2 separate regions of the Homo sapiens genome follow, and region 1 is linked to region 2. A link is a contact called in ENCODE Hi-C or POLR2A ChIA-PET data. All regions are on one chromosome and are shown on one strand. Each heading gives the region's core, a stretch centred on a gene start or an enhancer-like site at or near the end of the contact. The rest is flanking DNA. Distances are from core to core; before and after follow the strand shown. Region 1 overlaps RAI1 (retinoic acid induced 1). Region 2 overlaps RAI1 (retinoic acid induced 1).

Evidence for each region. A loop is a pair of places that touch in the nucleus more often than their neighbours do. ChIA-PET counts read pairs that join two places held with the same protein, here RNA polymerase II (POLR2A). Pooled maps may share reads with other maps.
Region 1: a pooled map shows a loop between it and region 2 (3-fold over the local background). The contact joins two enhancer-like sites. A Hi-C loop is called at or near these places in 3 of 168 maps with a recorded cell type or tissue (naive thymus-derived CD4-positive, alpha-beta T cell, right cardiac atrium and spleen), 2 of 37 single-sample maps with no recorded cell type and 8 of 50 pooled maps. POLR2A ChIA-PET finds 5 or more read pairs at or near these places in 6 of 52 experiments (AG04449, GM12878, H1 and 3 more).

What each region holds. Positions count from the first base shown.
Region 1 is chr17:17,808,855-17,812,695 of GRCh38, reverse strand. It overlaps RAI1 (retinoic acid induced 1), which reads right to left. Exons shown (of 6, transcript NM_030665.4): 5 at 3,257-3,306; 6 at 1,243-2,726. The coding sequence ends at 2,715. SREBF1 (sterol regulatory element binding transcription factor 1) reads left to right here. Exons shown (of 19, transcript NM_004176.5): 19 at 1-1,362. The coding sequence ends at 74. Among named protein-coding and RNA genes, the nearest start is that of MIR6777, 2.8 kb to the left of the region's middle. RefSeq lists a silencer at 3,605-3,654. Within about 2 kb of position 2,560, at least 15 of the 41 ENCODE cell types and tissues checked have a DNase peak (open chromatin) inside an H3K27ac peak, as active enhancers do.
Region 2 is chr17:17,731,360-17,735,297 of GRCh38, reverse strand. The region is part of intron 2 of RAI1 (retinoic acid induced 1); the gene reads right to left. Among named protein-coding and RNA genes, the nearest start is that of RAI1-AS1, 33 kb to the left of the region's middle. RefSeq lists an enhancer at 334-573. Within about 2 kb of position 2,213, at least 4 of the 41 ENCODE cell types and tissues checked have a DNase peak (open chromatin) inside an H3K27ac peak, as active enhancers do.

The sequences.
Region 1 (3,841 bases), core at 1,311-3,810, 77 kb before region 2:
ATCGCCGGCTGCTGCACGACTGTCAGCAGATGCTCATGCGCCTGGGCGGTGGGACCACTGTCACTTCCAGCTAGACCCCGTGTCCCCGGCCTCAGCACCCCTGTCTCTAGCCACTTTGGTCCCGTGCAGCTTCTGTCCTGCGTCGAAGCTTTGAAGGCCGAAGGCAGTGCAAGAGACTCTGGCCTCCACAGTTCGACCTGCGGCTGCTGTGTGCCTTCGCGGTGGAAGGCCCGAGGGGCGCGATCTTGACCCTAAGACCGGCGGCCATGATGGTGCTGACCTCTGGTGGCCGATCGGGGCACTGCAGGGGCCGAGCCATTTTGGGGGGCCCCCCTCCTTGCTCTGCAGGCACCTTAGTGGCTTTTTTCCTCCTGTGTACAGGGAAGAGAGGGGTACATTTCCCTGTGCTGACGGAAGCCAACTTGGCTTTCCCGGACTGCAAGCAGGGCTCTGCCCCAGAGGCCTCTCTCTCCGTCGTGGGAGAGAGACGTGTACATAGTGTAGGTCAGCGTGCTTAGCCTCCTGACCTGAGGCTCCTGTGCTACTTTGCCTTTTGCAAACTTTATTTTCATAGATTGAGAAGTTTTGTACAGAGAATTAAAAATGAAATTATTTATAATCTGGGTTTTGTGTCTTCAGCTGATGGATGTGCTGACTAGTGAGAGTGCTTGGGCCCTCCCCCAGCACCTAGGGAAAGGCTTCCCCTCCCCCTCCGGCCACAAGGTACACAACTTTTAACTTAGCTCTTCCCGATGTTTGTTTGTTAGTGGGAGGAGTGGGGAGGGCTGGCTGTATGGCCTCCAGCCTACCTGTTCCCCCTGCTCCCAGGGCACATGGTTGGGCTGTGTCAACCCTTAGGGCCTCCATGGGGTCAGTTGTCCCTTCTCACCTCCCAGCTCTGTCCCCATCAGGTCCCTGGGTGGCACGGGAGGATGGACTGACTTCCAGGACCTGTTGTGTGACAGGAGCTACAGCTTGGGTCTCCCTGCAAGAAGTCTGGCACGTCTCACCTCCCCCATCCCGGCCCCTGGTCATCTCACAGCAAAGAAGCCTCCTCCCTCCCGACCTGCCGCCACACTGGAGAGGGGGCACAGGGGCGGGGGAGGTTTCCTGTTCTGTGAAAGGCCGACTCCCTGACTCCATTCATGCCCCCCCCCCCAGCCCCTCCCTTCATTCCCATTCCCCAACCTAAAGCCTGGCCCGGCTCCCAGCTGAATCTGGTCGGAATCCACGGGCTGCAGATTTTCCAAAACAATCGTTGTATCTTTATTGACTTTTTTTTTTTTTTTTTTCTGAATGCAATGACTGTTTTTTACTCTTAAGGAAAATAAACATCTTTTAGAAACAGCTCGATACACACAATCTTCAGTGTGAAGCAATATACTAATAAGAACACTAGTCGTCTTAACATTTACAGTCTTCATATATATTATATATATGTATATGTATACATATATATACACTATATAACGAGGCCAGATATAATACACACGTTTACCATTTTACAGTCATATGTACAGGAAGTTGCTAGGGCGGCCCTGGGCTGGGGGCTGCGTCAGGCCTATCGAAGCGTGGACAGAGCTGAGGACACGGACGGACAGGCGGACGGACTGGCAGGGACTGGCCCGGGCCGGTGGTGGCTGCGTGGACAAGTGGCGTCGCGGTAGCCCCTTACCCGGCAAAGGCCCGGTTGGGGCTCTGTTGCGGGCGCACGACGCACGGCGGCGACACACGGGAGAAGCGAGCATGTTCCCAACATATATACATTCTATGTAACATATATATAGAGGGGTACACAGGTTTTGTACACGAAATCTAGCGCTGTCCCTGCTCCCGTGCAGAGTAGGCGCGGCGGTCCCTGGTGGTGCACAACGGTCGCGCGTCCGCCGGAGCCGGAGGTGCGTTCTGGCCGCTTCTTGGGTTTTGCGCTCCCAGGCTGGGCTCCAGGGGTGGGGTGGAGGACTGGAAAGGGGACAAACAGAGGCCAAAGGGTGTCCCAGTCCCGCCCACACTCGGGGATCCCGCAACCCCTAACTGAGCATAGCCCAGGTCTACCCCGGCTTTGCCCGAACCGCACGAGAGATCTGGCAAAGGCTGGGCGGGAAGGCCCCTGGACGCGTTCCGCACGGTTTGTTCCAAAGGCTCCGGCCTCTCCAGTGCCGGCCTAGCCCGCTCTCAGAAAGGCTTCCTTTCTCCCCCGCCTAGTCCACGGAGCTAGGAGCCGCCCTCCGCCTCTTCCAGTACTGTTTCGACCCCCACCCCCAAGCCCAGGGCTCCCAGCTGCACGCCACGACCGACTGGGGTGGCGGCAGCACCCACGTGGAATGTGTGCCACGTCGTCTTGAGATTCCAGAGGGAAAGTGTCCCCAGGACAAAGCCGTCTCCCACCCTCGCCGGAGGCTGAGCGCCCCGGGGAGTCTGGCCGCTCCGCGGGCTCCCCCTCCGCAAGCCTGGCCCCTGGGGTGGGCAAGAACGCCCTGTGCCGTCCGGTTCCGGGAGCAGGCGGCTCCGGAACGGGTTTTCCTCCCAACCCGGGGCCGCAAGTCTGAGCCCTAGGCGGCCGGATCCACGATCCGGGACCCGGATCAAGGATCGGCTCTGGACCAGCGCTGGGAGCAGCTCAAAGGCCCGGGGGCTGCGCAGGCGGCTCCTCTCCTTCGGCGGCGGGCGGGCAGGCGGGCTCCGGCGGCTCCTCCGGCCGTTGGGGTGGATTACTACGGCAGCCTCTGCAAAAGACGCCCGCCCGCCAGTTACCGACGACCTCGGACTTCACAGTCCATAGGCCCCGCCCCCAGTGTGGGCCCCCCGCCTAAGCCCCAGACCCAGGCGACCCCAGAGCGCGGCTGGGGTCTCCGCCCGAGGCCGTCGGCACCACCCCTTCTGGCCCCACCCCGTCCAGCTTCACCTTCACCTTCGCCTTCAGCTCCGTGCCACCGTCCCGCGCCCCCGCCTGCCCCACTCTGTCACCTATCTTGGGGAGCTGCAGGGAGGCCGTCCCAGGGACGCCCTCCAGCCCCTGGCTGCCCATGCCCCGACGCCTGCGGGTTTTCGGCGGCGGCGGCGCGCAAGTGGACAGGGACCTGAGCTGGACGGCGGCGGGGGCTCCTGGGGGTGGGCGGGGAGAGCTCCCTCCCCTAGGGCTGGGCCCTGCGGGGCTGCGCAGCCAAGGGGGCCCAGGGGACTGTGAAGGAGGTGCGAGGTGGGGCTCCTCTCCCGCTTGACACCCCTCGCCCTACAAAACACTGTGGTCCCCTACCTTATGTTTGGGACATTTCAAAGAAAAGTTCTCTTCGATGAATATGCAACCTGTGACCAAAGAGAAGTTTCGGTGGTTAGGACAGGGTGGGGGCCCCACAGCTGTGGGGTTTTGTCTGCAGCCAGGAGGGGAGCCGCACTGCCCGCGAGGCTCCAGACTGCAGGGGCTCTTTTCAAAGAGTTAATCAGATTCTGCACAAAACCCTCCACACTCCACTCCACTCCACGGCGCGGGTGCGGCCCCTGGCCTGGCAGTCTTGACTCACCTCACCTCCTCCGCGGAGAGCTTTTCCCCCTGAGTTCCACGTGCCGCCCCTCCTCACTTGAGGCAGTCCCTCAGTCCCTCCCTCCCTCCCGCCTTACTCTGCCAGCCACACTTGTCACTGCCTCCTAAGAGACTGGCCTGTGTGATCTTGTCTTGCTCCTTGTTTCTTCCCCACTGGCAGGCAAGCTCCCAGAGGGCACCAGCTCTGTCTTCTTCCCTGGATGTATGCCCAGCCCCTGGAAGAGCTCACTAACTTCCAGTGAGCATGTCATGAACCCCTGTGGACGGACTGGTAGTGGTGTTGCAAGCCTGGATTTGAGC
Region 2 (3,938 bases), core at 964-3,463:
TGGATCACCTGAGGACAGGAGTTCAAGACCAGCCTGACCAACATGGTGAAACCCCATCTCTACCAAAAATACAAAATATTAGCTGGGCGTGGTGGTGGGAGCCTGTAATCCCAGCTACTTGGGAGGCTGAGGCAGGACAATTGCTTGAACCCGGGAGGCAGAGGTTGCAGTGAGCTGAGATCATGCCATTGCACTCCAGCTTAGGCAACAGAGCAAGACTCCGTCTCGAAAAAAAAAAAAAGTAAGTTTCTATTTGGATGAAACTGAAACCTTTCTATGTCACCTCTGTCCACACAAGCAAGTCCTGCTCTCTGGAGGTGCAAAGCCCATGTCCTGTTGAGATTTCAAACAGATTCTCTCCTCCCTGCCCCATGTCAGGTGGGAAAGGAGAGAGAGATGGCTGTTCTTGGGGAATGGGGCCTGGAAATAGCTTTGTGGAGGGCGAGCTGGTGTCGCGAGCTGGTGTCAGAACACACAGATACGCACACACTTAGATGTACAAACATGCAAGCACAGATATGTGCCCCTGTGTGTGTCCAAGGAGCTCACACGCAGACACACAGGCAGGCATGTAATACACCTACACGCTCTGACCCGCACATAGGAAAGCAGGTGTGGGCCCACTGGTCTGCACCAGGTCCGTCCCTGACACCTCTGCAGTGGAAGTTCTTGGAGCCTTCAGGTGGGTGGGAGGGAAAAGGGGCTCTGTCTCCATGACCCCCATTCCCAGCGGCCTTGGTTAGCCCTGGTCTGCTCCCACGGGAGGATAAGTACCATTTGTTAGGCCTCCCAATTTAGAATCAGCCACAATTAACTGGAACCTCCTTAACATCCCCCCAACTTTTTATTTTTTTGAGACAAGGTCTCGCTCTTTCACCCAGGCTGGAGTGCAGTGGTACAATCTTGGCTCATGGCAGCCTTGACCTCCCGGGCTCAGGTGTTCCTCCCACCTCAGCTTCTGGAGTAGCTGGGACCACAGGCACCCACCACCATGCCTGGCTAAATTAAAAAAAAAAAATTGTAGAGAGAGGGTCTCGCTATGCCAAGCCCCCTTTTGGTCGTTGGGGGCTAAAGGCAGGCGTGAACAGCACTTGAACATGCCCTTCAGTTTGCCTTCTATGTGGACCCCTTTGTCTGATACCCCCCAACTAGCCAGTGCTTGACTAGAAACAAGGCTTCAACGTCTGCCTCAGGCATCCTCCTCAATCTCTCCCCCTGTCCTGGATGCTCATTTTCTCTCTGCCTAGACCTCCCTCCTCTAGGAACCAAGATCCTCACCCAAAAACGTGAGAAAAATAAACCAAGCAGTGGAAGACGAATCAGAACGTACACGTGGTCCCAGGGCCCAAGATGGCCAGACCTTTGCATTGGGTGGTGAGGGGGCCCCGGGTCTCCCAGCCCCCAGGAGCAGCCAGGCCTTCTGCAGAGGCTTCTGCATTGGTATTCTCTGTCCCTCACAGCCCAAATTACACTGGCTCTCCTGGGACCCTTTTATCGCACGTTGTCACTTCAGCAAAAGGTTATGTACGAGAACATGGAAATCCCTCCTGCATATTAACTAAAGGAGCATTTAAAAAATGTGCCAGAGAAAGAAGCCCACCTAAGAGCCAATTTTTCCAGTGTCTTAGAGAGAACGAGCACTGGACTGGGAGTCAGGAGTCGGAATTCTTGTCAGGGTCCTGCCCTTACTGGGACCTGGGGCGTGCCATGTCACTTCCCTGAGATCCAGTGTTCTCATCTGCTGAAAATGAGAATAAAAGCACCCACAATGGTGCTCTATCAGGGATGCTGTGAGGGTCATCTGAATGCCTGGAATGAATGAATCATCTTATAGAACAAGCAGAATCTGATTGGTGTTAGTATTCAGGCATTGCCAACCAAGTACTTAACAGGCAAGGAGAACATGGTATTATTCCCCAAGCATTCTGCATCCTTTCACACCTCCTTATCTTTCCCCACGCAGTGCCCCGCATCTGGTGCACCCTTTCTTTTTCTTTCTGGCCTGGAGAATTCTCAGAAAACACTAAGACCCAGTTTGGAATCAGTTTCTCAGTTTTGACATTTACTAGATGAGCTTCAAAGATAGAATCTGCCTCGGATCAGGGAAAGCCAGGATGCCAGGGCAGGAACCCAGGTCTAAGCAGGGTGGCAAGCTCCAGAGTGCCAGGGCCCAGCTGGCACATGAGTGGGAACTGCAGGGAACCAGGTGACTCAGAAGGTGGCAGTCCCATGGTAGCTCTGCCGATAGTGCCCTGTGGGTGTGTGGCCCTGCAATGCCGACCTGATTTTTTTTTTCAGGGAAGCAAAATGTAGAATTTTTATGTGAAATCCAATGTTATTTTTAAAAGCCTGGGCTGGCCAAACAGCGCCCACCTGGGGGCATTGCCAGAGGACAACCTCTGGCCTATGTGCTCAAGCCCTGGCCTCTCTGTGGAAGAGATGGCAGAGGAGGTGGTAGGCTCTGCACAGGGCATGGGAAAGTGAGGGTCTTCCAGGCAGGGCCAAGGAGACAGGCAGGAGCAACAAGCTGGGCAGCAGGACTGCACGAAGCAGGTTTAACTGGTGAGGAGAAGGCTGACCGCCAGGCAGCAGTAGCCTCTGGGCCTTGGTGTGCTCTTCTGTCAAATAGGGATGATAATAGAGCCCAGCTCCGGCAGGTGATGAAAGGAGTGTGCCAGGAGCTCCTGGCATGAGAACAGGCTCAGTTGGGACCTGTAGGATTAATGAGGGAGGAAGAGATTCTTAAAGAAGCCTGCAAACCCCAGGAGAACACAAGCCCTTTATAGAGGAGATGCCCAAGGAAGGACGTCACCTGCCTGGCATCACACAACAGGTGACTAAGTGAATGGCAGATCCAGTCACCACAGTGTGACCCCTGATCCCATCCCCCTCTCCCAGACAGAAGGCCACAAACATGGGGAATGTCCTGAGGGGTCTTCCCTGCTCCAACCTGTTCCTGCTTCAGGCCTGTGGCCTGCCCAGGACTCTGCCATCAGACAGCCTCTCTCTGAGTTAAGCAGTGCCTTCTTCTCAGTAAGGAGGCCAACGCTCCCAACACAGCCCAGGGTTTAGCCGCAGGCTCACTTCTTACCAGCCATGGGCCTTGAACCACAGTTGCCAGACCTTTCCAAGCCTCAGTTTCTTCATCTGTAAAATGGGGATGGCAGGAACCTTTCATTGGCAAGGAGGGTCTGAAGACTGGAAACAGCAAAGTGCCCAGGGCTGGGCACCTAGGAGGCCTCACCGAGAGGAAGCTCTGAACACGATGGTTCCAGGTATCATTCTTATTCCCCCCACCACCACCTCCCCCAGCAATCCTCCTCCAGCCTGTGCCAAGGCTCTGGGCACTGTTCCTCCCTCTCTGTGCTGAGCTTTCTTTCAGGGAATTATAATCTGCTGAGCTTTAATTATCAGTCCCCCAGGACCATCACCTACTTCTCAGCCGAGACTGAACAGTCCCTCCCAGTGCTCAGCTCACAGGGGATGCAGGGCTAGGCCGAGCTGCTCTGGGCTTAGGCAAGAGGTTGGGGAGATGGTCAGGTCCCTGCTTCCCTCTAGACCAGCATTCTAGGCCTGCACAGCAGCTCCAGGAGGAGGGAGGCTGCTCTCATCCAGCCCACACCCCAGAGGACTCAGGAGTTCTCAGGGAGGAAACTGAGGCCCCACCTGGGTCCTCTTCTGATCCTCTTAAGCCTCTCCTCATTGTCCCTGTGTGTTCCCACTGCCGAGACTTTGCTCCAGCGGTGCTCACTGCCCAGAGCACCCATCTTTTCCCACTGCCTTCAAGATAAAACCCTTCAAGCAGTCAAGGCCCAGACTCCTTTTTGGCCTCAGTCCCTGCCTCCACCTCCCCAATCCCACCTGCTCGCCACCCACACCCCCAGGCCTCTGGCATGCTGTGTCCTGCAGCCAACACCCTTCCTTCTGCAGCAAAATGC